Linked DNA regions of Mus musculus: regions 1, 2, 3, 4, 5 and 7 are each linked to region 6. The links are chromatin loops, found by intact Hi-C in ENCODE. Cell type or tissue: heart. All regions are shown on one strand.

Region 1 (4,000 bases), 480 kb before region 6:
GGCTCCTGGTTCCGGCTGCCCTTCCTTCGGCGATCGCACGCCTGCTCTTCGGAGTTCCCGCCGCCTTCCTCTCGACAAAATCCCGGGAACTCCGCTCTGCCCGAGCGTCGGACCAGGTACTGGACCAAATTGCTTTCTCAGCTCCTTGCCCTGCTCCCTAGCCTATTCCAGAAGCTGCTGCTTTGGAGCCAGCTTTTCGGGGGCCTGATTCCTACCAGATGGCTAGATTTTGCCGCAAGTTACAGCGCCCTGAGAGCTTTGAGAGGACGGGAGGAATCTGCCGCTCCCACGGTGCAGAAGTCTCTGAGTTCACTGCGGCTGGACTCTTCGGAAGACTTGGTTGTCAGTTCTCTTGATTGGCTAGAGGAGGGACTCCAGTGGCAGTGCTCGTCCTCAGACCTGGAGTTAAAACTCAAGGCCCAGGAAAGAGCTTTAGACTCTGCAGCGCCCACTTTCCTCCTGGAGCAGCAGCTGTGGGGAGTGGAGTTGCTGCCCAGTAGCCTTCAAGCTGGTCTAGTCTCCCACCGAGAACTTGACTCTTCATCCTCTGGGCCTCTGAGCGTTCAGAGCTTAGGTAATTTCAAGGTAGTTTCCTATCTCCTGAACCCTTCCTACCTGGACTACCTTCCCCAGTTAGGGCTGCGCTGTCAGAGCAGCGCTGGAGGTGGCCAGTTTGTGGGTTTCCGAACACTAACCCCAGAGAGCTGCTATCTTTCTGAAGATGGTTGTCACCCTCAGCCGTTGCGGGCAGAGATGTCGGCAACCGCCTGGAGAAGGTGTCCGCCTCTCTCTACAGAAGGCCTGCCGGAAATCCACCACCTTCGTATGAAACGGCTAGAATTCCTCCAGGCTAACAAAGGGCAAGAGTTACCCACCCCTGACCAAGATAATGGCTATCATAGCCTGGAGGAGGAACATAACCTTCTCCGGATGGACCCACAACATTGCACAGATAACCCAGCACAGGCGGTGTCCCCTGCTGCAGACAGGCCGGAGCCCACTGAGAAAAAACCAGAATTGGTGATTCAAGAAGTTTCACAGAGCCCCCAGGGAAGCAGTCTGTTTTGTGAATTACCCGTGGAAAAAGAATGTGAAGAGGACCACACTAATGCAACTGACCTCTCAGATAGAGGAGAGAGCCTTCCTGTTTCTACCAGACCAGTTTGTAGCAACAAACTGATAGATTATATTTTGGGAGGCGCCCCCAGTGACTTGGAAGCCAGCTCTGATTCTGAAAGTGAGGATTGGGGCGAGGAACCTGAGGACGATGGCTTTGATAGCGATGGCTCCCTGTCTGAATCAGACGTGGAACAGGACTCGGAAGGCCTTCACCTTTGGAACTCTTTCCACAGTGTAGATCCTTACAACCCCCAAAACTTTACAGCCACGATTCAGACGGCTGCCAGAATTGCCCCCAGAGACCCATCAGATTCAGGGACATCCTGGTCTGGCAGCTGTGGTGTAGGGAGCTGTCAGGAGGGACCCCTTCCGGAGACCCCCGACCATAGTTCCGGGGAGGAAGATGACTGGGAACCGAGTGCAGATGAAGCAGAGAATCTTAAATTGTGGAACTCTTTCTGTCATTCTGAGGACCCCTACAACCTTTTAAATTTTAAGGCTCCTTTTCAACCGTCAGGGAAGAATTGGAAAGGCCGTCAGGACTCAAAGGCCTCTTCTGAGGCTACAGTGGCCTTCTCTGGCCATCATACCTTACTTTCTTGTAAGGCCCAGCTGTTAGAGAGCCAAGAAGATAATTGTCCAGGCTGTGGGCTGGGTGAGGCTCTTGCTGGAGAAAGATACACCCATATCAAGAGAAAAAAGGTTTGTTCCCTTTTACATGACTAATAACTTGCTCTATTTTGATATGGTTACTATAGCAGCATGACTTTGCCTCTGGAGGCACAGTTGTGCACATTTTTGAGGAAGGCATCTGAGCTGGTGTTCTTGAATTGAGAAATACTCCAGTGTGATCCTTCTTCCCAATATAGAGAAATGTTCTTCTCCAAATGAAAGGTGCCAGTATTAGATGTTAGCAGGGGTGTCATTTTGGTTGGTGGAACCTGAAAGTTAGAAATGGTTTTGCATGTGTTTTATTTGAAAGTATATAATGTTTTATTTTCATGGCTACAGTGTCCTTATTCCTATCCATTGGAATCCAGAGGAATAACACTAGCAAGCAGCAAATTAGGTTTGTTCAGTTGTTTGCCCTGAAAGTGGTACTGTGGTGTGTGCCTGTAATTCCAGTACTTTAGAAGCAGGTGGGTGTTCTGGAGTTTTGGAGTCTAGCCTGGTCTACCTAGTGAGTTCCAGACTAGCTAAAGATACATGAGCAGGACCTTATCTCAAAAAGGGGGTGGGGGTGGGGCATACACCTGGCTTTCCTGCAGTCAGTTGTGTTCCCAGCTGTCCGGAACCTCCAGCCCAGTTTGTTTTTTAGGTCTCTTATGTAACACAAGACCTCACTGTGAAGTCCAAGCTGGCCTTTGAGCCTGGTGTCTCAAGCTTCCCGAGTGCAGGGATGATTGTGAGCCTCCCGGCTTGTTTAAAACTTCACCGGGCAGTCCTTTGGTTGAGCTTGCTTGGAGTTCAGAGTCCTTTGAGCTGCCTAGCTTCTCACTGCTTACTCAGCTGGGTTACTATTTGATACAAAGATGTCTTCTATTGTTGAGGGAGTTTCTTAGGCTTTCATTTGGAAAGAGAAAGCAGTGAGTGAGTGAGTTATCATTGAACTATTCTGCAGCTCCAGTGCCTGTCAGGGACAGTGTGTGAGCGAGCGAGCTCCTGGGTCTGAAGGGCCTAGCTTTTTTTTTTTTTTTTTGGGTTTTGGAGACAGGGTTTCTCTGTATGGCCATGGCTGTCCTGGAACTCACTTTGTAGACCAGGCTGGCCTCGAACTCAGAAATCCACCTGCCTCTGCCTCCCAAGTGCTGGGATTAAAGGCGTGTGCCACCACCGCCCAGCCAGGCCTAGCTTTTTAAAAACTATTCTTGGACATATCCAAATGGTAGTAACCTTACGTCTTGTCTATAGAGGCATAAGGCATGCTAAAAAATAAATTTTAGAGTGGTATAGAAAGCCTCTATATTTGCTTGTTTATAATTATAAATATTTATAATGAAGTTTGATCAGCACTCCTTATACTCTTCAGGATAGACAGCTATTGAGGGCACAAGCAGGAAACAGTGGAGTAGTGCTGTGAGTTCTTGGCTCTGGAGAGCTCTCTGCTCTACTCCACTCTGCCCTGCCCGAAGTTAGCGATGCGATGGAGCTGGGCGGGATAGGGCTACCAGACTAGACTTCAGTGAGCTCTCACAGCCCTGATCTCACAGCCCTGATCTGCTTCCTTCCCTAGTGGGAGTATAAGATCTGCTGTAGAAGAGTTGCAAGATTGTTTTGTCTTGTGATACTGGGCATTGAAATTGTGAACCAGTTGCATATTAAACATTCACATTGCCACTAAGCTAGCTACACCTCCAGCCCAAGTTACCAAAACACAAATGAGAATAAAACTCATAATTTGCCGGGCAGTGGTGGGCGCACGCCTTTGATCCCAGCACTCGGGAGGTAGAGGCAGGTGGATTTCTGAGTTTGAGGCCAGCCTGGTCTACAATGTGAGTTCCAGGACAGCCAGGGCTATACAGAGAAACCCTGTCTTGGTGGGGGGGGGGGGGGGACGGGACGGGACACGACCTCATAATTCGTTTTCATGCCTTTGAATAACTGAGGCCAACCTCATGTCTCAGTTTAGTTTAGAACGGTAGACTATGAACTAGAATCAAAACTTGGAAGAGGTTGTGTCTAGCTATGGTAGTTAGTTTACAGCCCTTGGCTACCTGACATTAATTAAAATTCTTTTTTTTTAAATCTTTTTTTTTTCTTTCAAGATTTATTTATTATATGTAAGTACACTGTAGCTGTCTTCAGGCACACCAGAAGAGGGTGTCAGATGTCATTACGGGTGGTTGTGAGCCACCATGTGGTTGCTGGGATTTGAACTCGG
Region 2 (4,000 bases), 430 kb before region 6:
TATGGGGAGTAAAAGCATGCCCCACCCTGCCCTGCGGTGTTAGCCATATTTTTACAGTTAAAAAAAAAAGCCCTTTTGCACATGACCTATTTGGAAACCGCTCTGTCGTCACACGGCTCCACAGCTGACTCTCTGCAAGGGCACGCCCAGCCCTTGCTTGACATAAACACTCTGCACATTTCTCAGTCTTCAGGACATCATCTTGATAGTTTTTGGTAAGCATTCCCTTGCTGGGCTTGTTTACTGAACACTCTCCTGGTGTTTTATCTCGCCCATCCTTCACATTTACCACCCAGGGGCTGGAGAGGTGGCTCAGCAGTCAAGAGAGCCTACGTTGCCCTTCCGGAGAACAGGACTAAATCCTAGCACCCACTGCAGGCAGCTCACAACTGCCTGTAACTCCAGCTCCAGGGGGCCCCTGTGGGCACCTGCACTCGTGTGCACATACCCACACACAGACACATAATTTTAAAACGTACTATTTAAGATGGGGTGACGCGCCCACCTCTGTGACCTTCTCAGGACTGCTCTATGCTGAAGTTCACCTCTCTTTGCCTCTTTCACCTCAGACCCAGCAGGGCTTTTGCATGTACTGTCCCCTGTGCCCTGGGCACCTTCTCTTCCTCCTATATCCAGGTTTCTGGCTCCTACTTGTCGATTGGTTCTTCTGTGGTACTGGGGCCAAAACCCATGCTAGGCACAGCACCGCCAAGCCCAAGCCAGCGTGTTTACTTCTTGGTAGTACTCTGTTGCTGGGTAATCTTCGAGCACAGCCTCTGCTCACATTGTTTTCCGTTATCCTAGAATCTTTCCGATACATTATAGGAACCCGGCATTTACTGAAATAGGTGGGTGGGTGAGAAAAAAATGGAATATAAATAGGGACACAACTAATTACTGATTCAGCTACCAGTCTGTAACTCTCAGCAGAGTGTGAGCCCACATGAATTGTTTTCTCTGCATCCTTCTTAGAAGCAGAACGCCACAGCAGGGAGCCTCACGTTCCCTCCCCTGCCCCCGACCCCGTGGGTCCTTCACTCCTCCTGTCTCATTGGCTGCTCCCAGCCGTATCCGAGTTCATCCCTACCTAGACCTTTCTGGTGGTCTTCTTGCAAGAGTGTTTCCCCCTTCCCCCAAGAATATAAGATGTTCATGTCATTCTTTGCTAAAACTAAAACCCTTCCACATTTCCATCATTTACAGCTTAAGGCCTGAATTATGCTCCCCAGCATGTGCAGGTTTCCTGCCCAGGCTCAGTTCTGTCTTTCTCAGCCCTGTGGAGTCTGTGGTCCCAGTCTGCTCCTCGCTCTTCCCCTGCCATACCAAGGCTCTGGGGCTCCCCCCTCATCCACCTCCTTTCCACTTGTGGAAGCCCTGTGCGTGTGGGAACCAGTCTCCAAGGGTGTAGACTTCTCAAGTGGAACAGGCTTCCAGCTGATGGGGATCGGCTTTTCTAGGACCATCTCCAGACCATGGTTGAGGACCCCTCAAGGGGCAGGGGTAACCCAGGGATGCTCATGAAGTCTGGAGAGGGAGAGGGAGAGAGAGAGAGAATATTGTCTTATTGTGTATAATAATAAAAATATCCACAGCTTGTGAAAGCAGGAGCCACTCTCAGAGCTCAGGACTTGACTGAATTGCCTCATTTAATCCCTTGGTAAGCGAGGCTCTCTCATCTCCGTTTTAGCAACAGGAAAGCTGAAGTGGTTTCACCGCTGTGTTCTTATCAAGATGGCACTCAGCATTCTTGGTGCCTGGGGCTTCATACCCCTCACCAATGAGCATGTCAATGAACGAATGGATCCCGAATGCCTTATTTTCCATGAGCAATCCCTTCTCACCAAGGCGTCTGACATTTGGTTGGGATGTAAAGGGACTGATGACTCCATACATGGATTCCCAAGAAGTGATTTTTAAAAAATCAGATGTTGGGATAATTTGGGGTGATGTTTCTTCTAGCACATTTCACATTTGCTGGGCTGGGTATTTAACAAGGACAATAACTGTATCTCATTAAGCCGGATCCTTAATGGCATCCGAGGGTCGGGTCTTATGGGACCTGCTACTGTTGTACTACTCCAGTGTGTTGAGGTTTTAAAAGTGTCACTGCAAACCGGGCATGGTGGTGCACGAACGCCTTTAATCCCAGCACTTGGGAGGCAGAGGAAGGCGGATTTCTGAGTTCAAGGCCAGCCTGGTCTACAAAGTGAGTTCTAGGACAGCCAAGGCTACACAGAGAAACCTTGTCTCGGAAAAAAAAAAAAAGTGTCACCTCCAAGGAGGGGATTTGAGAGGAGAATAAACAAATAGGGAGTGGAAGGTGGTGTAGCTCACTGTGGCCTGTGTGCATTTACTGCACTGATCCACAGGAGGGCAGCAGAGCACACATGGTCCGCAGACCATGCCTTCCAAGGGATTTGAGTGATGACCCACTGTCTCACTTGCAAGGAACTGAGCGCCATCTTGACCCTCCTTTACTGCAGTTCTGTCACTGTGGGTCTGGAGGCTTTCTGAGACTTATGAGCCAGCTATGTAAAAGCAATTCCTAGCCAATAAGAGATCTGGCCCTGGTCTTTTGCTTCCTGCACAGGCAGTCTGTTGTAGAACCGGTCCCTTCTGTCTTTAAGAGTGCCTCTCCCTGTAGAGGTGTCTAGGCAGGAGACATGGCAGAGAGGTGGACGACAGAACCACACCTTGATAACACTTGTTGCTCCTCCACCCAGGGACCACACCCAGCTCTGGCGTGCCTTCCTGTTCTGGTCTGAACAGTTCCTGCAGGAAGTGCCAGATGGGCAGTTGGTTGGACACCTACTTGAACCCCTAGTACATCCAGGAGCTGCTCAGGCCATTCCAGGGGTTGCTGGAAGGCAGAGATACCGAAGGCAGGGCTCCACCCACAGATACTCAAGAGCCGGATGATGAAGCTCTGGTACTTCCACAGAGGCTGTGCAGGTCACCAAGAGTCCAGACAGACCCTCAACCTGTGGGTCACCTGGGGAGGCGAGAGAAAGGCACAGGACAGAAGTTCTGGTATAGGAATCCTACCAGCTCTGTCTCAAGCAAGGCAGATGTCACTCTGGACAGGAGAGAAGGCAAGGGGGTGATCTGCACTGCCAACAAACTTCATTTACAGAGGAGGAAAACTGAGGCTCAGCGGTCAAGTGCCCAGTTCAAAGCTGCTGCATTAGTCAGGGGTGGAGCTGAGTCTGGAACCTGAGTCTTGACAACTTCACTATCGGGCCTCCTCCCTGATTCCCAGTTAGTGGGTTCTGGGTGAAGGAGCGTGGGCATGGTCTCCAGGGAAAAGTGGGCCCGGAGGGGAAGTTAGTCCACCAGTTTAGTGACCCCCAGGGCCAGTGGGGAGTGTGGCGTAGTGATGATCTTTGAAGGTGTGAGTGAGTGAGATGAGACTGTATTGGGAATGGGAAGGCAAGACCCCAGAGGTGCTCTCTCTGGGGCTCCTTCTTCCTTAAGCTTCCTCCTCAGCCTTTCTCAGGAGCAGTTTGCTTCTCGGCTGGGCTAACAGAGGAGAGATTTAGACTTGGCAAGGCATGTTTGCTTTCTCAGCTCTGCCGCCTCCACCCTGCCAGCCCCATAAGGCCTCATACATCTTCCATTTTGCTCCCTGGCAGGAAGGCACTGTGCCCAGCCCAGTCATCCTTTGGCTTCTCACCCTCCTCCCCCCGGAGCCCCTGTGTCCTCCAGAAGCAGCCACCCTTCTGGCTTGGGCTTCTGGGTGAGCCAGAGCCTTGTCTGCAGCTCTCGCTCTGTCTGCCAAAGAGGAAACCCGCCCAGCGGGCCTGTCTGTTGGCTGCCCTCTCCAGCTGCCTAAGATTGCATGGCATTTGAGCTGGGGGTCCTTGTCCCCTTCTCTTCCCCTCTTGCGTACTGGGATCTCTCTCAACCCCACTTTGCTCCATTAACTTCTCAAGGCCAGGGACTCCCCAAGAGTCCCTCATTTCTGGCTGCCTGGAAGCCGACTCGGCCCCACCTGTACCAG
Region 3 (4,000 bases), 570 kb before region 6:
AAGCATATTCAAACCATCACAGACTTGTTCCTAAGGAAACCCCCTGTCTTAGTTAGGGTTTTACTGCTGTGAACAGACACCATGACCAAGACAAGTCTTATAAAAAAAATACTTAATTGGGGCTGGCTTACAGGTTCAGAGGTTCAGTCCATTATCATCAAGGTGGGAGCATGGCAGTATCCAGGCAGGCATGGCACAGGAGGAGCTGAGAGTTCTATGTCTTCATCCAAAGGCTGCTAGTGGAAGACTGACTTCCAGGCAACTAGGGTGAGGATCTTATACCCACACCCACAATGACACACCCATTCCAACCAGGTCACACCTATTCCAACAAGGCCACACCTTCAGATGGTGCCACTCCCTGGTCCAAGGATATACAAACCATCACACCCCCTATCCGTGAATTCTAATTGGTGGAATAACTTGGCACAGATGTTTGTGGATGTCAGGCTTAAAAGCTCAGTAGGATTCTGGATCAAGGTTGTGGTCAGCTTTGGAGTCTGCTCTGTGGTCCTGATCAGTCAGTCCGGGGTGAATGCTCAATAAACTATCCCCATCTGATTGAGATACATGTGGTTTGTGGGGTGACCCCGGACCCTGACAAGTATGATTTATAAAATGGACGGGACTAGAGTTTTCAATAAGAAAACTACATTATCAGAGTGGAGCTGAAGCAGTTGTCAGCCATATGGAAGAAACTGTAATGAGCTAAACAAATATCTATCTATTTAATTACTTGGACCTATTTCTTGAGCAAGTTATATATCTCAAGCAAGAAAAATGTTTCTCTGTCTCTTTGTTCGAGGTGTGGGATGAATCACACTCCCGGATTTTTGTAGCCCTGGGTGGCCTGGAACCTGCTGCTATGTAGATTATGGCTAGCCTCAAACTCCCAGAAATCTGCCTGCTTCTGCCCCCAGAGGGCTGGGATTAAAATTGTGGAATACTACACCTTGCACACCACATTTTATGGGAAGGGAAACAGTGCTTGTTCAGGATGCCTGAGAGAAACAGGAATAAAGAGACCTTCATGGTTTCCTCCCACAAAGGCCTTGTCACAGCTGGATGATAAAGCCAGATGTTTCAAGTTAAACTGATTAAATGAGATTGGCCAACCAGTGAACTGCTCACTGAGCAGGGTGGCCAGGAGGAACACAGCAAATCTGAAAGGAACTTGGAGAGCACATGCCACACTCGCTGGCAGAAGTGAAGGGAAATGGGGAGACTGTGGCCAGGCTTGGGGCAGGCTAAGGAGGACAACGTTGCTCTTATGAGACGTTTGGCCTGCCAGTGGTAGAGCACACCTTTGTTACCAGCACTCAGGAGGCAGAGGCAGGTGGATTTCTGAGTTGGAGGCCAGCATGGTCTACTGAGTTAGTTCCAGTACAGCCAGGGATCCATAGAAAAACCCTGTCTCAGAAGAGGAAGAAGAAGAGGAGGAGGAAGAGGAGGAGGAGGAGGAGGAGGAGGAGGAGGAAATTAACACAGCAGGGCCCATCTGAGGCAGCAATAAATGTCTCTGCTTTGCGTGTATGTTGTGTGGAAACACCATCACAGGTGTCGTCTCACACCTTGCCTTACCTAGAACCAAACATCTTGCCTGCTTCTTGAAACTGTTTCTTGCATGACTGCTGGATTTAATGTGTCCACTAGAGGGCAGGCTAAACTCACAAATTCTGCACATGGAGCATCTAGTTCTCTGGGGCTGCTGTTGTTTTATTTATTTTATTTTTGAATGTATGTGTATGCGTGCCTGTCTGTCTTGTCACTGTGTGATGAACACGCCTGTGGCGGCCAGAAGAGGGTGCTGAACCTCTGGAACTGGAGTTTCTTGGGCCACCTGCTGTGGGTCCAGCAACTGAACCAACTCCTCCGAAAGAGCAGCAGGTGCTCAATGGCTGAGCCATCCCTCTCTCTGTCTAGCCCTTGTTTATTATGAGTTTTGAGATGTCTATGTATCCCAGTCTAGCCTTAAACTCTTCATCCCCCTTCCTCCTCCCTGGAGTTCTGAGATTTCCAGTGTTCGATGCCAAGCCCAGGTGGGCCTTCTGTAGGTGTCACAGGCTTAATTTCACCCACTAATTATTTTCAGACTGCTGCTATTTTGAGTGTTTTTTGTTGTTGTTGTTGTTGTTGTTTTTTTTTTTTTTTTTTTTTTTTTTTTTTTTTCTTCTTTTTCGAGACAGGGCTTCTCTGTGTACCCCTGGCTGTCCTGGAACTCACTTTGTAGACCAGGCTGGCCTCGAACTCAGAAATCCGCCTGCCTCTGCCTCCCGAGTGTTAGGATCAAAGGCTTGCGCCACCACACCCAGCTCGAATTTTTTTTTTTTTTTTTTTTAAAGATAGGGTTCACTAGAGCCTGGAGAGATGGCTCAGCGTCAAAGTCACTGGCTGCTCTTCTAGAGGTTCAATTCCCAGCAACCACACCGTGGCTTACAACCATCCACAATGAGATCCTGATACCCTCTTCTGTCTTACAAGACAGAGCAGTCACATACACAACTAAATACATGTTTAAAAAGACAGGGTCTCATTGTGTAGCACCGGCTGGTGTCAAATTTATATTCCTCCTACACGCCTCACACTTTGCCAGAATTAATGTGTGTGCCCAGTTCCCACCAGTTCTTTTAGTGGTGTGTGGGGGAGTTAGAATGTGAGATCAATACATCACCATTAACTACCATCACTATGCTGTACATCAGAGTCCCCCAAATTCAAAGCTCAAAGTTTCTTTCCTCTGAATAATAACCTGTCACTCCCCTACCAGCACAACCTCAGCCCCCAACTGCTTCTGTCAGTCTAACTGTCTGAATTCCACAGAAGTTAAATCATATACTGTCTGTATCTCTTTATCTGACTTAACACATGGAGTGTGATTTCCCCCTATGTTCATTAGTGCAGATACAAATGAGACTTTATTATTATTATTATTATTATTATTATTATTTTAGGTTTCTTGGTGTAGCTCTGGCTGTCCTGGAACTCACTTTGTAGACCAGGCTGGCCTCGAACTCAGAGATCCACCTGACTCTGCTGAGATTAAAGGTATGTGCCACCACTGATAGGCAGTTTCCTTCATTCTTAAAACTGAAGAGTATTCTGCACTAGATAAGGATCAGTCATGTTTTCCTTACACGCTCATTTATTAATGGACCCCTTAAGGCGGGTATGTGGCTGTCAGGAATAATGATGTAATGAGAAGGCTGGCTTGGAATTCCCCAGCTGATCTGCTGACCTCAAAGGTACAGCAATCCTCCTGCCTCTGCCTCCTAAGGCTGTGATTACAGGTGTGTCAATCTGGCCTCTCCTGCATTGCTAATAATAGTACTCTAGCCTTCTAAACCCACAGTTTAGTGTCTGGCCCTGAAGCCATTTACAACAAATGAAAAAGTTGCATGCCTTAAAAAAGACTAGGGGGTCAAAAAGATGGCGCCACAGTTCAGAATACTGACTGCTCTTCCAGAAGACCTGGGTTTGATTCTCAGCACCACAAAGTGACTTACAACCACCTGAACTTACAGATCTAGGAAATCTATCCTCCTCCTCTGGCCTCTACAGGCAACGAGAATGCATTCTGTACACAAACAAACATGCAGCCAAAACACTCAGACACATAAAATAGTGATAAAAAGACATTTCAAGAAGTCTTCAATGGAGCCAACTGTAGCAGTGCAGGCCTGTAATTGCTGCACTCAAGAGGCGGTGGGGGTGTGCTGGGCGTGGTGGTGCACGCCTTTAATCCCAGCAGAGGCAGGCGGATTTCTGAGTTTGAGGCCAGCCTGGTCTACAGAGTGAGTTCCAGGACAGCCAGGGCTACACAGAGAAACCCTGTCTTGAAAAAAAAAAAAAAAGAGGCAGTGGGGGAAGGATTGTTTAAAAAACCCTCTCTTTCAACAAAAACAACAAAATTACCCTCCCCGAGAGAAAGAGAGAGAGAGAAATGGAGAATAGAAGACAAGAGAATCCAAGATATAGCTCAGTTCATAAAGTACTTGGCTTT
Region 4 (4,000 bases), 590 kb before region 6:
GAGAAACCCTATCTCGGAAAAAAACAAAAACAAACAAAAAACATTTCTGCTATCACATACTGGAACTTTGAAATGTATAAAAATCTGCAAAGAATGACCACTGCTACTGCATAGGACCATGAAGGGTAGGGTAGTCACAATGGCCTATAATTCAGCTCCAAGAATCTTATCATCATCTCAAATATAGTTTCATTCCCTTGTTTTCTTCAAAGTGGAGTCCTGAGAAATATATAACTGGCTTACTTGCTTAAAAAAAGGAAAAAGAGCATTGTATGTAATTTGAGAGATAACTGTTTGACTGCATTTACTTAATTCTTCTCTTACTGGGAGGGATAAGATAGGGTGATTCCATGACAGGCTTCAAAGTAACAGTTACTGAGACTAAGCCTAAATCTGTTTCCAAGAACTAGACAAGGCCAGACAAGCCCAGACAAGTCAGTTACTGAAAAAACCCCAGGCTTAAGACAGCTAGTCAGAAGCTGCCCCACCACAGCCTGAGGCAAGCACAATGGGTCAGCAAAAGTTTCCCCACACTCCAGTAATGCTTCTAGAATTTCCAGAAGAGATGGACCCAACTGGTTAAAATAGTGGTCACCTACCCCAGAATTCCCCTAATGTGCTTTAAATTGGGCCTGCAAGCTAACTTTGGGGGTCTATCTTGGTTAGTGGGGAGACCTCAGCACGCTGGACTTCTAAAGAATAAAGCACTGTGTTTACATAGCCGGGGTCATGTTTGGAAACTCTGAGGTTTCCAAAGCCAGGGCCAGGGTCTTTGCCTGCCACCTAAGGGGCAGGCTCTAAAGCTCGGAGCTACTTCTGCACAATGCCTGCCTATGTGCTACCATGCTCCCCTCCAAGATAATGGACTAAGCCTCTGAGACTATAAGCCAGCCCCCAAGTAAGTGTTTTCCTTTATAGAGCTGCTTTGGTTATGGTGCTTCTTCAAGGAACAGAACACTAAGTGTCCAACCTCCTGGAGTTACAGTAGTTTTAACATGGATGCTCAGATCTAAACTCTGGTCCTCTCAAAATTTAAAAGCAGTAAACACTCTAAACTTCTCAGCCATCTCTCCAGTCCCTGATCTACTTTCAGTATAATTTCATTCAGAATAAAAAAAAAAAAAATCAATACAAGAATTTTAAAATGTTTTCTTCTTGATGTTCACTTTTTGTTATTTGTTTCTGTTTTCAGGCAGGGTGGGGTAGGAGTCTTACTCTGAAGCTTATGTCCTTGAACTGACTACTAAGTCAGCTTGACTACTTTCTAAGGGTTAAGACTACAGGAATGTACCACCACTCCTGGCTTTGGGGATTTTTATAGAACCTCAAAATGCTAAAAATGTATATAGAAGAGTTAAGATGCTAAGAATGCAAGTCCCTTCCAAAAGAACAAGGAGGGAAGGACTTGGCCTTCTAGATAGCCAAACTTCTAAAAAAAAAGACCATTTGAGGAGCTGGAGAGATGGTTCAAAAAAGAAGAGCACTTGCTGCTCTTGCAGATGACCTAAGCTCCGTTGCCAGCACCCACACGGCAGCTAACAACCATCTGTAACCCCAGTTCCAGAGGACCTGATGCCTTCTTCTGGCCTCTGTGGGCACTGCTTACACACAGTACACATACACACAATACATGCAGGCAAAACTCCCATACACATACAATAAAAATAAGTAAATCTCTCCTTTTTAAAAATTTATTTATTATCTGTAAGTATACTGTAGCTGTCTTCAGACAGAAGAGGGCGCCAGATCTCATTATGGATGGTTGCGAGCCACCATGTGGTTGATGGGATTTGAACTCAGGACCTTCGGAAAAGCAGTCGGGGCTCTTAACCGCTGAGCCATCTCACCAGCCCCAATAAATCTCTTTTTAAAAGTCTAGTTTGGGGGGGGAGGGGGTAAAAAAAATTCTAGCTGTGATAGCAAAAAAAAAAAAAAAATGAAATAAAATATATAGGATAAAATAAAGAACTAGAAACACAAATTGAAAATTCAGTGTTTCACAAGTGGTTGTCAGTTATGAAATGAATCCATGTTCAATAAAATTAACTAGAAAAACGTAAGTTAAATGAAATAAAATTGTTCCCTGAGACAGGTGGTATAGTGCCACACACCTTTAATCCCAGCATTTAGGAGGCAGAGGTAGACAGAGGAGTTTGAGGCCAGCCTGGTCTACAGAAAAAGTTCCAGGACAGCCAGGGCTACACGGAGAAACTCCAGGAGTGAGGAGAGGGAGTAGAGGGAGGGGGAGGTCCCTGAAGAAGAAAGGGGCTGGGGAGTAGTTAAGACTTACACAAGGAGCTGGAGAGATGGCTCAGTGGTTAAGAGCACTGACTGCTCTTCCAGAGGTCCTGAGTTCAAATCCCAGCAACCACATGGTGGCTCACAACCATCTGTAATGGGATCTGATACCCTCTTCTGGTGTGTGTCTGAAGACAGCGATGGAGTCCTCACTTATATAGAATAAATAATAAAAAAATAAATCTTGGGGCTGGTGAGATGGCTCAGTGGGTAAGAGCACCCGACTGCTCTTCCAAAGGTCCGGAGTTCAAATCCCAGCAACCACATGGTGGCTCACAACCATCCATAACGAGATCTGACTCCCTCTTCTGGAGTGTCTGAAGACAGCTACAGTGTACTTACATATAATAAATAAATAAATCTTTTAAAAATAAATAAATCTTAAAAAAAAAAAAAGACTTGCACAAGGACTGAAGTTCAGAACCACCCCACCCCGACACTCAGCCGCTGTGTCTAACAAATGCTTGTAAAATTCATATTGGTTAAGTCAGGCTCTTTTGAAAATATCTTACACACTCTTATTGCTTGTAGCAAGAGATACAATGAAATTTCCAACTATGATGCTACTAGATTGGTTTGTTTAGCCTAGTATAGCTTTAGTCTGATTCATTCATTTAAGAATTTAATCAAAGATGTGTATGTCTTATGCTGTACTGGCTTGACATTTGTTTTTTTAGTGGTTATAAGGATCCTTTGCATCTTAAGGAATTCTGTCTTAAAAGCATATTTAGCCGGGCGGTGGTGGCGCACGCCTTTAATCCCAGCACTTGGGAGGCAGAGGCAGGCAGATTTCTGAGTTTGAGGCCAGCCTGGTCTACAGAGTGAGTCCAGGACAGCCAGGGCCAGGGCTATACAGAGAAACCCTGTCTCGAAAAAGAAAGAAAGAAAGAAAGAAAGAAAGAAAGAAAGAAAGAAAGAAAGAAAGAAACAAACCAACCAACCAACCAACCAACCAACCAACCTACAAATACAACCAATGAGGACCCAGCTAAATAAAGTGTATCTGACAACCACTCTGGATATCAATCTGGCAGTTCCTCAGAAAATTGGACATAGTAATACCGGAAGATTCAGCAATACCACTCCTGGACATATACCCAGAAGATGCTCCAACTTGTAATAATGACACATGCTCTACTATATTTAGAGCAGCCTTATTTATAATAGCCAGAAACTGGAAAGAACCCAGATGCCCCTCAACAGAGGAACGGATACAGAAAATGTGGTACATTTACACAATGGAGTACTACGCAGCTATTAAAAACAATGAATTTATGAAATTCTTAAGACAAATGGATGGATCTGGAGGATATCATCCTGAGTGAGGTAACCCATTCATAAAAGAACACACATGATCTGCACTCACTGATAACTGGATATTAGCCCAGATAATCAGAATACCCAAGATACAATTTGCAAAACACATGAAACTCAAGAAGGAAGACAAAAGTGTGGATACTTCGATCCTTCTTAGAAGGGGGAACAAAATACCTATGGAAGGAGTTACAGAGACAAAGTTCGGAGCAGAGACTGAAGGAATGACCATCAAGAGACTGCCCCACCTGGAGATCCATCCCATAAACAACCACCAAACCCAGACACTATTGCAGATGCCAACAAGATTTTGCTGACAGGAACCTGATAGAGCTGTCTCCGGAGAGGCTCTGCCAGTGCCTGGCAAATACAGAAGTGGATGCTCACA
Region 5 (4,000 bases), 51 kb after region 6:
ATTGGGGGTCAACATGAAAGAAGTGCCACACAATGGAGGTTTTGGCTCTGGTACTAGGCAGATAGATTTGCTTTTCTATGTTGCCCTCAAAAAGACTTTCTTCATCTTGCTCAGGGGCACCGGAAGCTAACGAAGCAGGGGCATCAGCAACAGGTCTCCCAGACCCCAAATCCTTACTAAACTTTTTGGCAAGAATCAATTTTTTTCGGCGTCTTTTCCCCTTAATTCGCAAACCCTTCTTTCTTTTCTTTTTAGCAGGCAATTTTGTCTCTTTATTCGCTCCTTCTGCCACCATCTTTCCCTCTACCACATCGTCTTCGTCTGTGTTTGAATTAATGGAAACGCACCCCAGAATCCCAGCATCACCAAAAGTACTGCATCTTCTGCCAGGAGAGATTGAGGAAACTGGTACACTTAGAGTACATACACTCATTCTCTTTATGTCTCCACAATGCGGACCAGAACCTCTCAGTGGGTTTATTACTCTGGCAGAAATACAGCTGACCCTCTCCACTTGTATTACCTTTCCTCCAGTTTCTATGGGGAGTCAAATTCCCTTTCAACTGATGATTTCCAAGCCAGGTTATTTTTGGAGGAAAAATGACAGCAATGGAGAACATTCCCAAACTCTGTCTTGCAGGGCTTTAGGAGTTCTTGTAACTTTCAAATTCAAATCGTCCAGTGTCCTTATGTTATAGAAAAGAGAACCGAGGCCCATTTTCCCACCGTCATGGGATCTGGAGCAGCTAAAGGTTAAGTCTTCCAAATTGCAGGTTCACGTTCTTGCTGCCGAATCAAGAACTTCATCTGCTGGAAATGCCTTCAGTTCTTAAAATATGTACTTTTAGTGAATCCACACGACAACAACACTGGCTTTCCCTTAACTTCGGGAATATTTTCAGGAAATTTCACTTAAGCTTAGTGCACCACTCAACAGTCATCATTTAAGACTGACTTGCCAATACAACCTAAAAAGTCAATTCCGGCCAGCTAAATCAGATTCCACATACTAGGCATTAGCAGTAAGCGCTAGCTGTGCCCTTTCTGTTCTGATATTTTGAAAACTATAGGTGGCTGAAGAAAAATTAACTGGAAATAAAATTTCAAAACAAGGTAACAAGCTATATTCTTCATTTACGGTTTCTATCAAGAGTTCATATTTTTAGACTGAAGCAACATTACATACAACCTGTAAATAACTCATAAATTGACATTCTATGAGCAGCCAAACTAAAATAAGCTTTAAACCACTTCCATTCCTTTTCCGTGGGCCCCCTCCCCTCCCCTCAATACCAACACGTTTACCCTACGAAAGCATGGCTACCACTAGCTGCACAGCCGCCTTCTCTGGGTTCAGAACCAAAGCCTGGTAGATGTCAACAAAACGAGCCTTCCCCATGGGGATCCGCACCGATTATGGGCGTCTAAGGGGTGTTCTTCGTACGATCTCACCAATCCTACAAGAACGAAGAGTCCCTGTAGCTCTTGACTTCGAGGATGAAGGCTTGGGCGGGAGAGTAATCAGGGTAGGGAATGGGAATAGGATACCAGAATTCGACTCTGTATGTGGAATATTAGAAAACCTCCAAAGTAGTGGGACCCTAGAGAGGAAGGCGAGGAGGTAAAGTCGGGTCCAGGCACTTGATCTGATCTCGGGAGGGAGGGCCAGCTAACTAAAGAAACTGATTCCCGGAAGAGAGCAACCTAGTGTCAGTTCCCCCTCCGGGGGTCCGAAACAGTCGCTTTTCCGGGGCTACCCGGGAATCCCGGTTCGGGAACACCGGATGTGGGGGGAGGGGGAAGAGGTTGGTAAGTAAGGGAGCAGGCGCCGTGGGGGTGGGGCGGAGCGGGTGGGGGCAGGGAGGGTGGGAAAGTGAGCTGAAGTCTGCCTAGGAGCCCAGCAGGCCGGGGCCGCCGGCGGGAGTCCGGGTAGCTGCCGTGCTGATGGGCCCGGTTCAGACTTCCCGGGCTAGGCCGAAAGTCGGGCGAGGGGAGGCCGCTGCCACTCCCCTCGCCCTCTTCTCCCTCCCAGGCCCCAAGTCACCCGGGAATCAAAAAATGGGTCTAGTTACCAGAGAACAGAAACTTTACCGAACCGATGACAATGTCTCCGACTCCCGCGTGCTGCCACGTCTTTCTCTTTTCTTAGCTGCGGTCGCCCGCCGTCCTCACAGCAGCCGAACAAGCAGAAACCCAGGACTGCCAGCGTCAAAGATGGCGCCCGGCTACAGGCTCGCCTTTAAGGCTGGGCCAGTGAAAGTGCCAGCACGACGCAAAGCGCAGGCATTCTGGGAGTTGTAGTTTCCTCTATGAGGCCAGCCTTAAAATGGCTTCTTGGGTCATAGGGTCACGTGTCACGGAGGCACGGGGACCGGAATTTCTTTCTGTGGACCCGGATGCCTATCAGAAAATTATTCTTCACGAAAGTTTTGTTTTGTTGTAAAATCAAGGAGAGAAGCAAGAAACCTGTCTACCAGATACCAAACATTCAATTTATGTTAACCAGAGTGTGTATAATGAGCCTTCCAAACCTGATAGACATTTAATTAAAAATTAGCTCCGAACTAACTGACCTGTTGTGGCAGCACTTAAGAAGCAGAGGCAAGCAAGTCTCTGTGAGTTTGAGAACACCCAGATCTATATAGTGAGTTCCAAAACAGCCAGGACTATTTAGAGAGTCCTGTATCACAAAACAAAACAAAAACAAAAACAAAAACAAAAACAAAAACTACTTTTCTCTTGCAAAGTTGAAGGACTTCCATAGCAGAAGTTCTGCTCTGGATGCTTTCCTTTACTTAATCACATTTATCTGTTTGTTTGTTTTGGCTTTTGAGACAGATATACTATGAACTCCTAACCTGGAACTTGCTCTGTAGACCAGGCTAGCCTCCAATCTTTAGCAATTCTTCCTCTCCTTGAGTGCTAGTGCCACAGGCATCTGCTACCATGCCTGGCTAGTTTTGTCTGTCTTTCTTTCTTTCTTTCTTTCTTCCTTTCTTTCTTTCTTTCTTTCTTTCTTTCTTTCTTTCTTTCTCTCCTTCCTTCCTTCTTTCTTTCTCTCCTTCCTTCTTTCTTTCTTTTTTTCTTTCTTTCTTTTTTAAGGTTTATTTATTTTATATGAGTACACTGAAGCTGTCTTCAGACACACCAGAAGAGGGCATCAGATCCTATTACAGATGGTTGTGAGCCACCATGTGGTTGCTGGGAATTGAACTCAGGACCTCTGGAAGAGCAGTCAGTGCTCTTAACCACTGAGCCTTCTCTCCAGCCCATTTGTTTGTTTTCTTAAAACAACGTGTGTTAGAAAAATAATCCATGTTTGATAAGAAAGTTACAAGATCGTGCAGTATGTAAAGCACTTTCCATGTATGCCTCAATTCCATCCCCAAAACCCATAAAGTTGTCCTCTGACATTTAAAAGTATACTGTGACAGGAACACCCATCAGACAACAATCTTTTTTTTGTTTTGTTTTTGTTTTTGTTTTCTTCAAGACAGGGTTTCTCTGTGTGGCCCTGGCTGTCCTGGAAGTCACTTTGTAGACCAGGTTGGCCTTGAATTCAGAAATCTGCCTGCCTCTGCCTCCTGAATGCTGGGATTAAAGGCGTGTGCCATCACTGCCCGGCGACAACAATCACTTTTAAAAAATGAAAATAAAATTGTAAGTTCAATCGCCAAGTTGGGGGTGTCAGGAAGTTATGAAGAGCAGTGGGGAAGGAGGAATTTACGAAGGTTGAGAGACAAGAAGGAAAAAAATATGAGCAACTACCTCTCATTATTCACGTTATTTTGTACTTTTTCTTTAATATGAAGACAGACAGAAACACACACACACACACACACACACACACACACACACACGCTCGCGCACATAGTTTTTGGGAAAGAAATGGCCTCTGGGCCTGGTATAGTAGTATACACCCCTGATTCCAGCTCTTATGCCACAATAACATAAGATCACCACAGGCTAATCAAGACTATGTAATAAAATCCACAACAAA
Region 6 (4,000 bases):
TCTGTGTAGCTCTGGCTGTCCTGGAACTCACTCTGTAGACCAGCCTGGCCTCAAACTCAGAAATCCGCCTGCCTCTGCCTCCCGAGTGCTGGGACTAAAGGCGTGCGCCACCACCGCCTAACCTCTCCCTTCCCTTCCTCTTAAGAGAAGTATTATCTAACCCTATTAACCAGAGCAAGGAGAAAAGGCTAAATAAATAACTCCAGCTCTGAAGAGCTTTCTTTGGGTTGGGTCCTTGACGCCTTGTATATTGTTCTTACTGGCCATCTTCTGAGATGTCTTTTTTAATAACAACTTGAGGAAAAATAGCCTGGGTACTCACAATAATACAACCTTCTATCCGCATATTCACTTGTTCATACAGCCACACCTGAATTCGAGATCTCTGAAATAAAAATAATGACTTTAGAAATGTAAACAAATCCCACTCCATTACTTTGTTTCCACAATAAACGACTTATCTTAAAAATTCCAATAAATATAAGCCAAAAACTAGAACTAGTTAGTCTTCATCTAAGAGCTAGCAACACTGGTTAACCTGCTGAGAAACATTTAATAAGTGCTCGGGCAGGCCTGTCCAAACTAATTTTCCTACTCTGAAAATTTATTTTTGCTTCTGGCATGAATACACTTACAGTTAGAACTGTTCACAGGATAGTACAAAGCGAATCTGGCGATTAAAAATTACAATGGCTTAAAACGATTTTTCATCTGTGTTGTAACACTCTAAAATAAACATCGCTAAAATCTCCTCAAAGAAGAGCATTTGCCACTCGCTTCTCTGTATATAACGCCCCCACTCCCCCAAACCCCGCTTTGGTGTCTTTTCTCCATTCTAAGTCCAACTATGGAAAAAGCACTATGCAACTGTCACTGCTAAATCCGATGACAAATCGTTCTTACAGAGTAATTTTAATAGTAAATATAATTACATTGTTCTTACAGAATAATGGTAACTGTGTGCATCCTTAAGTCAGCACGGACATATTAATAATTAGCGCTTTCCCTGTGACCTTATCCTCAACTCTGGTTCTCCCCCCCCCCCAATTTTTTAGTCTAAGCACTAGAAACAGAGAATTTGTTACAAAGAGTCAAACAGGCCCAACTTTCATTTCAGTAACAGTAAGGAAACAACTTACGTACATTTTGCAAGTATCTGAAGATAAGGTTCTGCAGCACGGCGATCAAGGAAAAGAACTACACAAACAGCGGAGCCTCCGCTCCCAACCGCGCCGGACTCTCCAGCGCCCCAAGGTCCGGCCGGGCTACATCCGCAAGCACAAACGACCGCCGGGAGCATGCGCTCCCTCCCCACCGCCCTCGTTTCTCCAACCTTCCCGATGGCCCACATCCTCCTCTCCTCCTCGGTATCCCCCGCTTTCATCGCGGATCGCCAGCCTGGCCGGGTCCACCCGGAGCCCGCCTTCCGCCTCCCGCCTCCCGCCGCCCTTCAACTCCGCGCGCTTTCCTGCCTCCCCGTTCGCCCCAGGGCCTCACGGGAAGCGGCCCGCAGCGGGCTGCCCGGCTCCCCGCCCACGCTCACGGCGCCTACGGCCCCCAAAGCCCCGAGTTCACGCAGCGTAGGATACGATGGGCTGCACCATCACCTTCTGCACCTTTTGGCCCTGGCCGCGGTACGCCATGGTGGAAGTCACAAAGACCACACGAGTAGGAAGGCCGCCTCGGAAAGCGACTTCCGGAAGCAAGACCCGGAAACGGAAGTGCAGTGGTCGTCGGCGACGCGGGCCGGTCCTGGGGAACGCCTCTCTAGGCCAGGAGCCGCTTTTTCTCTATGCTGATAGACTCCGCCGGCGGCCTTCCGACTCAACCGCTCTTTGAAGTCGAGGTCGGTCCTACAGCGCCACCTGGAGGTAGGCTGAGAGGCTTGCCTCTGCCTAGGTGCTCTTCTGAGAGCTGCTCTGGAATTTAGAGGCGGCATCTTGTCCAGAACCATCTGCAGACTCCCCTTATTTGTTTTGGGCCCCAGAGCTAGTCTAGATGGTCATGCCCGAAGCAGTGGTGGAGTTGTGGCTTGTTCAATAACAGATTCAACCCTCATCACCTTTATGCAGAGTTAACTGTTGCAGTGGCAACTGAAGATGGCAATCTAACTAGCTTGGAGGTATTGAAATCGGCTTGTTGGACTCAGATCTCTCTCAGTTGTGTGACCGGTGATAATTAAGTCATTAGGCCTCAGCATCTCCGTCCCGCAAGGGGACAGGAGGTGAAGATTCAGGGAGGTAGTAGTGCACAGGTGCTCCTAGAACACATCTGTAATCTCAGCTTGTGGAAGGCGCAAGGTGAGTATGACCTTAAGCTAAGTAGTACGTTCCAGATCTAAGCTACATGAGGCCTTGTTTCAAAACAAAACAACCTACATGGTATACAACCTGATAAACTTAAGGTAAGTTAGAAATGTAAGTTAAAAAAAAATGCATTTAATGCAGATACCTTGGGCCCAGGGGAGATGATTCGGTAGGTGGGACATGAGGTCTGTCAACCAGCACCTACACAAAATTACATGCCTGTAATTCCAGAGACAGGAAGGAGGGTGCCTGGGCTGGATGGCCAACTAGTCTAACTTAATCGCCAAGTCCTAGGTTCAATGAGAGACCCTGTCTCAGAAGGTAGGGTGAAGAGTGACTCAGAAGGACACTTGATGACATCCTTTGGCCTCCACATGCACACAGAAAATTGTTGAAAATGTATATGCCTAGTCTACTCAATGCCATCGCTTAGCAACACAACATAGCAGCCTTTCTTGAAGCTGCAGCTGCCCCCCACCTCACCAGAAAGTACCTAGAGCTGCTTACCAGGGAAATGATCAAAATTTAAAATGCAAAGTCTGATTTTTTTTTTTTTACAGAATTCATATTGCTTTCACACCATCTTTAGGATGAAGAATTGTAAGTCAGGAGCTATCTGGATGTGTGTGTGTGTGTGTGTGTGTGTGTGTGTGTGTGTGTGTGTGTTAAAGCCTCGTCCCCCACCCCACAACACAAGTAGCAAGAAAAGGGACTGATTAACCTGATTAACCATGCCTATGTTAGTTAGTAACCATGCCTATGTTAGTTAGTAACCATGCCTATGTTAGTAGTAGGCAAGCCTACTCAGTTTTCTGTTAGGACAGGGCTTGTGGCCTGGTTCAAAGTCTATCTAATATTTTAAAATATTTAATATTTAACATTTATTTAAATATTCTCTTTCTAACAAGGAAGCTGAGCCTTGAAAGGATTTTGGATGGCATCTAAGGGGACTGGCTGGCACTTTAGGAGATACCACTTAGGTCAAATAACAGAATCTAAATTTGCTTACCTAAGGTCTTCTTCAGATGAGAATAACACGAGCGCCAATCTATAAAAGTATTACGATGAAAGCTTTTTTTTTTTTTTTTTTTAAGACAGGGTCTCATTCTGTAGTCATGGCAGTCCTGGAACTTGCTATGCAGACCAGGCTGGTCTGAACTCACAAAGATCCACCTGCCTCTTCCTCCAGAGTGCTGAGACGAAAGGCATGTGCCACCACACCTGGCTGAAAGCTATTTTTAAGCTACAAAAAGAGACTTACATTTTTTTACATGGGAAAATTATTTCTTTAAAGAGAATCTATTACACTCCAAACATGAGAAAAAGCATTTACTGCCCACAAAGGCAGAGTGGAGAGAACCCACAGAGACCCACTCCATCTGAAATGCAAAGACACCTCACCACTTGCTTATGCATTTTCTGATTCCTAAACTTTGGTTAGTTGAATCCTATAAACAATTCTTTTAAGTGATTCTACAACTCATCAGAAATGTTGTATGATTTCTTTGTTCTTAAAACAAAATTATTTTCCAGGGCCAGCAAGATGACTCAGCAGGTAAAGGCACTAGCAATGAAACCTGGTGATGTGAGTTCAATTCCTGGATTCTATGTAAAAGTGGAAGGAAAGAAATACATTAAAAACCATACACTTGCTGGGTATGGTAGCACACATCTTTAATCCCAGTAGTTAGAAG
Region 7 (4,000 bases), 460 kb before region 6:
CCAGGATATGAATGTTGTGTGTTGTATGTGCATGTGTGAGAAAGAGGAGAGAGAGACAGAGATAGACAGAGACAGAGAGACAGAGAGACAGAGAAGGGGGAGGGAGAAGGGGAGAGGGAGAGTTTATGATTTGATGGCCTCTTGTGGCCTCTGAGGGCGCTGAATGCATGCAGTACACAGGTGTAGGCAGAGCATGTACACACCAAAAAATAAAATCAACTTTTCAAAAGACAAATACTTTTTTAATACAAGGTCTGGAACTTAATATATAGACCCAAGGCTCTTTAAAAAAAGGGGGGGGGGAGGCAGGCATGGTGGCGCATGCCTTTAATCCCAGCACTCAGGAGGCAGAGGCAGGCGGATTTCTGAGTTAGAGGCCAGCCTGGTCTACAGAGTGAGTTCCAGGACAGCCAGGGCTATATAGAGAAACCCTTTCTCTAAAAACAAAACAAAAAACAAAAACAAAAACAAACAAAATAATAATAATAATAAATAAAAAAAGACAAAAAGACAAAATCTCACTCTGTAACACTAATTGACTAGGAACTCACTATGTAGACCAGGCTAGCTTCAAATTCAGAGACCCTTTGCCTCCTGAGTGCTGGGATTAAAAGTGTACACTACTATGCGTAGTCAGGCTGGCTTCCATAATGTTTTTTTAAATTAATTATTTTATTTAAGATGTATTTGTGTGCCCGGCGGTGGTGGCACATGCTTTTAATCCCAGCACTCAGGAGGCAGAGGCAGGCAGATTTTGAGTTTGAAGCCAGCCTGGTCTACAGAGTTCCAGGACAGCCAGGGCTACACAGAGAAACCCTGTCTCGAAAAACCAAACCAAACCAAACCAAACCAAAAAAAAAACAAAACAAAAAAAAAAGATGTATTTCTGCATGTATGTCTGTGGACATGTGTGTGTAGTGCCTGAGGAGGCTAAAAGGAGATCCCCTCTAGAACTGGAGTTATAGATAGTTGTTAACTGACAGGTGGGAGCTGAGAATTGAACCCAGGTCCTCTGGAAGAACCCAGATCTATTAACTCAGGGGCCAACTCTCCAGCTTTGATTTTTTGTTTTTTAGATTTATTTTATTATTATATCTTAATACACACTCTTGTTGTCTTCAGACACACCAGAAGAGGGTGTCAGATCTCATTATGGGTGGTTGTGAGCCACCATGTGGTTGCTGGGATTTGAACTCAAGACCTTCGGAAGAGCAGTCAGTGCTCTTAACTGCTGAGCCATCTCTCCAGCCCCTTGGTTTTGTTTTCGAGACAATTTCTCAATGTGTAGTGGGGCTTCCAGGCTTGGAACTCATTCTATAGACCAGGTTGGTCTCAGACTTAGAGATCTACCTGCCTCTGCTCCACACATACTGGGATTAAAGGCATGCCTTGCCAGTTTTGTTTTTGTTTTGTTTTTTTTTTCGAGACAGGGTTTCTTTGTATAGCCCTGGCTGTCCTGGAACTCACTCTGTAGACCAGGCTGGCCTCTAACTCAGAAATCCGCCTGCCTCTGCCTCCTGAGTGCTGGGATTAAAGGCGAGCACCACCACGCCCGGGTCTTTGGTTTTGTTTTAAGCAAATTTCAATAGCCAGGCCTGGTGGCTGACTCCTATTGTCACAGTATGGGGAAGCTGTGACACAGGGAGACTACTGAAGTCACTCTGCAGCCAAGAGTGACCAGTCTCAAAACAATCAAAACAACATCATACACATGCTCACACACGTGCACACACACACACACCCCAGGAGAAAATTACCCTCTGGCTCTCAAATATCACTTTTAAGAAACACTTGAGGGCCTTATTTATTCTCCGTTCCTTGCCCTCCTTCTCATATTACCAATTAAAATTACAGCTTTCTCTGACCTCACCTTGTCAACATTTCTAGTTGTTTCTTGGCCACTCCTCCACCTATCAGCAAACTTCTTGAGAGTAGTGGTTGGCGTGAGCGGGTATACAGAAGTGTGCCTGGGGGCTTCTTGTCGATAACTATGTGTTGAGTATGTTCATTGTCTTCACGTCACCTCTCATTTAGCCCTTACTGCAATGTGGTCGACACAGCAATGTCTGTTTAGAATCAGACAGGCCACAACTGGGGATGGAAATAGACATAGAACTTAAAGGTCCTTGGAGAAAAGCTACAGTAAGGTTTAATTTGTAGAATGTAATTATAAAACTCAGTGTGGCCAGGGACACAACATCAATTAATTTAAATGTCACTGATAGGGTTCCTGTTAATTTATGAATTCAAACGTGAACAAATCAGTGGGGGCTTTTCTTTTCCAGAATTAATACGATGTATGAAAAGACTATATCACCCTGGAGACTGCTAACATTGACTTTGGATTCCCAGCAATGCTCCTCTGAATCCACAAGATGGCGCTGACTCACCAGGTCAGAGTGACGGATGGGCCGGTGGTTACTGACAGTCTAATGGCAATTGCTCCCTTGGAAGGTCTCCTTCCTTATTGAACAACCCCTGCCTGGCTCTGGCTTGCCTGCCCATTCAAGCCTGACTCCACCTTCTTGAGGTGACTACCCGGAAGTGGGGCTGGTCCTTATTAGAAACCCAAAGTTTATATTTGAACACAAATAAACGAGGGTGTTCTTCCTGCTAAACACAGCAAATGAGTGAAGGGGCTCGGACAGTTTCTAGAGTTTTCCAGCTATAGTACTTGCCTCCTGTGCGCATTCCACCCTGGGGCAGTGGTTCCAAGGGAGTTGTACACATGACTGGCCTGCGAGGAGGAAAAACACGAGCCATTTGATTGTGCGCACACACACATGCGCACACACACACACACACACACACACCCCGCCCCGTGGCAACTACACAGCCAAGGCCAAGCAGACTTAAGGCTGTACTTTGGTGGGTTGGTATTGGCCCCAAATGAGCCAAAGTCAGATGTAGATGAAATGCTGCTCTACGTCCTTCCATTCTGTGTCCCTGAGTCAGTCCTCCGCGTGTTTGCATATGATTTCCCTGTACCTGCAGTGACCCAGGCGACTTCCTGCAGTATCACCCAATGCATCTCTCTTGGTTTGTTTGATTTGACTTCAGAAAGAGGATGGGCACTTTCCTTTGTCTGGGAATTTGCATAAAAGGTTTCTTTTTCTTGTACTTCTGATCTTTTTTTTTTTTTTTTTTTTTTTTTTGAGAAGACGGTGCGGGGGAGCGTGCAGGGTGTGGGTGGGTGGGGGATGGGGGTTAATGGGGGGGGGGTAGACAGTCACCTTTAAGTAGAGTTCCTTCTCCAAGATAACTTTCCAAGAGTGACCTCTCAGTTGGTGAGAGGTGGGGCCATGGGAGTGGAGGGTTGGTAGGGGTGGGGTGTACCCAACATTGCCTGAAGGAGGATGCTTTTTTTGTTTGTTTTGTTTTGTTTTGTTTTGTTTTGTTTTGTTTGAGACAGGTTTCTCTGTATAGTCCTGGCTGTCCTGGAACTCACTTTGTAGACCAGGCTGGCCTTGAACTCAAAAATCTGCCTGCCTCTGCCTCCCAAGTGCTGGGATTAAAGGCTTGTGCCACCACGCCCATCGAGGATGCTTTTTATAGAGGCAAATCCTGCTGGGGAATCCGGGACTGGGGGGCAACTGTGTGCTCCTGCAATTCATTTTCTACCTTGGCCCAGGTGGATGAGGAATTAGTCCACTAGTGCCCCTTCCTACCCTCCCACTCCGCACAGACCGCTTCAGGGCCCCTGGAAGGTTTGCCTCTCTTGATCAGGTTTCATTTTTCCTCTAAAGGTTTCCTGGTGATGATGTCATCTCTATGCCCAAAGGGTTCCTGAGAGTCTCCTACAACCAAACAGCCCTCATGCCAAGTTGCGTTGTAACAGTAGCTGTGTAAACACTACCACAGTCAAAATTCCCCTCTTGCTCTTTCGTGTCTAACCCCAGCTCCAACCTCCAGATTTGGACAGTTGTTTGTCTGCTTGGGTTTTTATTTTAAAACGTTTTATAACTCATCCATTTGTTATATTTTAATTCTTTATTGTTTA

What was found. A loop is a pair of places that touch in the nucleus more often than their neighbours do. Peaks named below come from ENCODE experiments on the same cell type or tissue, not always from the same donor. Only the 100,000 strongest peaks of a DNase experiment are listed, where the experiment ranks them.
Region 1: it touches region 6 in a loop (3-fold over the local background); 11 of 42 quality-filtered maps call a loop at or near these places.
Region 2: a loop joins it to region 6, with 4 times the contacts of the local background. A loop is called at or near these places in 23 of 42 quality-filtered maps.
Region 3: it touches region 6 in a loop (2.5-fold over the local background); 9 of 42 quality-filtered maps call a loop at or near these places.
Region 4: it touches region 6 in a loop (5-fold over the local background); 9 of 42 quality-filtered maps call a loop at or near these places.
Region 5: it touches region 6 in a loop (4-fold over the local background); 2 of 42 quality-filtered maps call a loop at or near these places.
Region 7: it touches region 6 in a loop (3-fold over the local background); 11 of 42 quality-filtered maps call a loop at or near these places.

What each region holds. Positions count from the first base shown.
Region 1 is chr1:133,131,795-133,135,794 of GRCm38, forward strand. Ppp1r15b (protein phosphatase 1, regulatory subunit 15B) reads left to right here. Exons shown (of 2, transcript NM_133819.3): 1 at 1-1,821. Among named protein-coding and RNA genes, the nearest start is that of Ppp1r15b, 2.6 kb to the left of the region's middle. In heart, no CTCF peak of the experiment used is centred here; DNase peaks (open chromatin) are centred at 267, 927, 1,287 and 2,487; H3K4me3 peaks cover 3,934 bases; H3K27ac peaks cover 2,178 bases.
Region 2 is chr1:133,175,247-133,179,246 of GRCm38, forward strand. It overlaps a transcript of Plekha6 not described here. Among named protein-coding and RNA genes, the nearest start is that of Gm51648, 37 kb to the right of the region's middle. In heart, a CTCF peak has its summit at 2,364 (motif pointing right); DNase peaks (open chromatin) are centred at 2,465, 2,865 and 3,725; H3K27ac peaks cover 358 bases; H3K27me3 peaks cover 516 bases.
Region 3 is chr1:133,037,943-133,041,942 of GRCm38, forward strand. No RefSeq gene overlaps it. Among named protein-coding and RNA genes, the nearest start is that of n-TKctt25, 5.5 kb to the left of the region's middle. In heart, a CTCF peak has its summit at 1,655 (motif pointing right); a DNase peak (open chromatin) is centred at 1,729.
Region 4 is chr1:133,019,887-133,023,886 of GRCm38, forward strand. The region is part of intron 1 of Mdm4 (transformed mouse 3T3 cell double minute 4); the gene reads right to left. Among named protein-coding and RNA genes, the nearest start is that of Mdm4, 3.5 kb to the right of the region's middle. In heart, a CTCF peak has its summit at 1,733 (motif pointing right); no DNase peak of the experiment used is centred here; H3K27ac peaks cover 518 bases.
Region 5 is chr1:133,659,165-133,663,164 of GRCm38, forward strand. Zc3h11a (zinc finger CCCH type containing 11A) reads right to left here and starts at 2,235. Exons shown (of 18, transcript NM_001276767.1): 1 at 2,073-2,235. It overlaps Zbed6 (zinc finger, BED type containing 6), which reads right to left and starts at 1,721. Exons shown (of 1, transcript NM_001166552.1): 1 at 1-1,721. The coding sequence starts at 433. In heart, no CTCF peak of the experiment used is centred here; DNase peaks (open chromatin) are centred at 1,487, 1,777 and 2,277; H3K4me3 peaks cover 2,508 bases; H3K27ac peaks cover 1,978 bases.
Region 6 is chr1:133,608,575-133,612,574 of GRCm38, forward strand. It overlaps Snrpe (small nuclear ribonucleoprotein E), which reads right to left and starts at 1,706. Exons shown (of 5, transcript NM_009227.3): 1 at 1,590-1,706; 2 at 1,144-1,170; 3 at 323-385. The coding sequence starts at 1,643. In heart, a CTCF peak has its summit at 1,873 (motif pointing left); DNase peaks (open chromatin) are centred at 1,687 and 2,227; H3K4me3 peaks cover 2,038 bases; H3K27ac peaks cover 1,625 bases.
Region 7 is chr1:133,143,773-133,147,772 of GRCm38, forward strand. No RefSeq gene overlaps it. Among named protein-coding and RNA genes, the nearest start is that of Ppp1r15b, 15 kb to the left of the region's middle. In heart, a CTCF peak has its summit at 2,361 (motif pointing right); no DNase peak of the experiment used is centred here.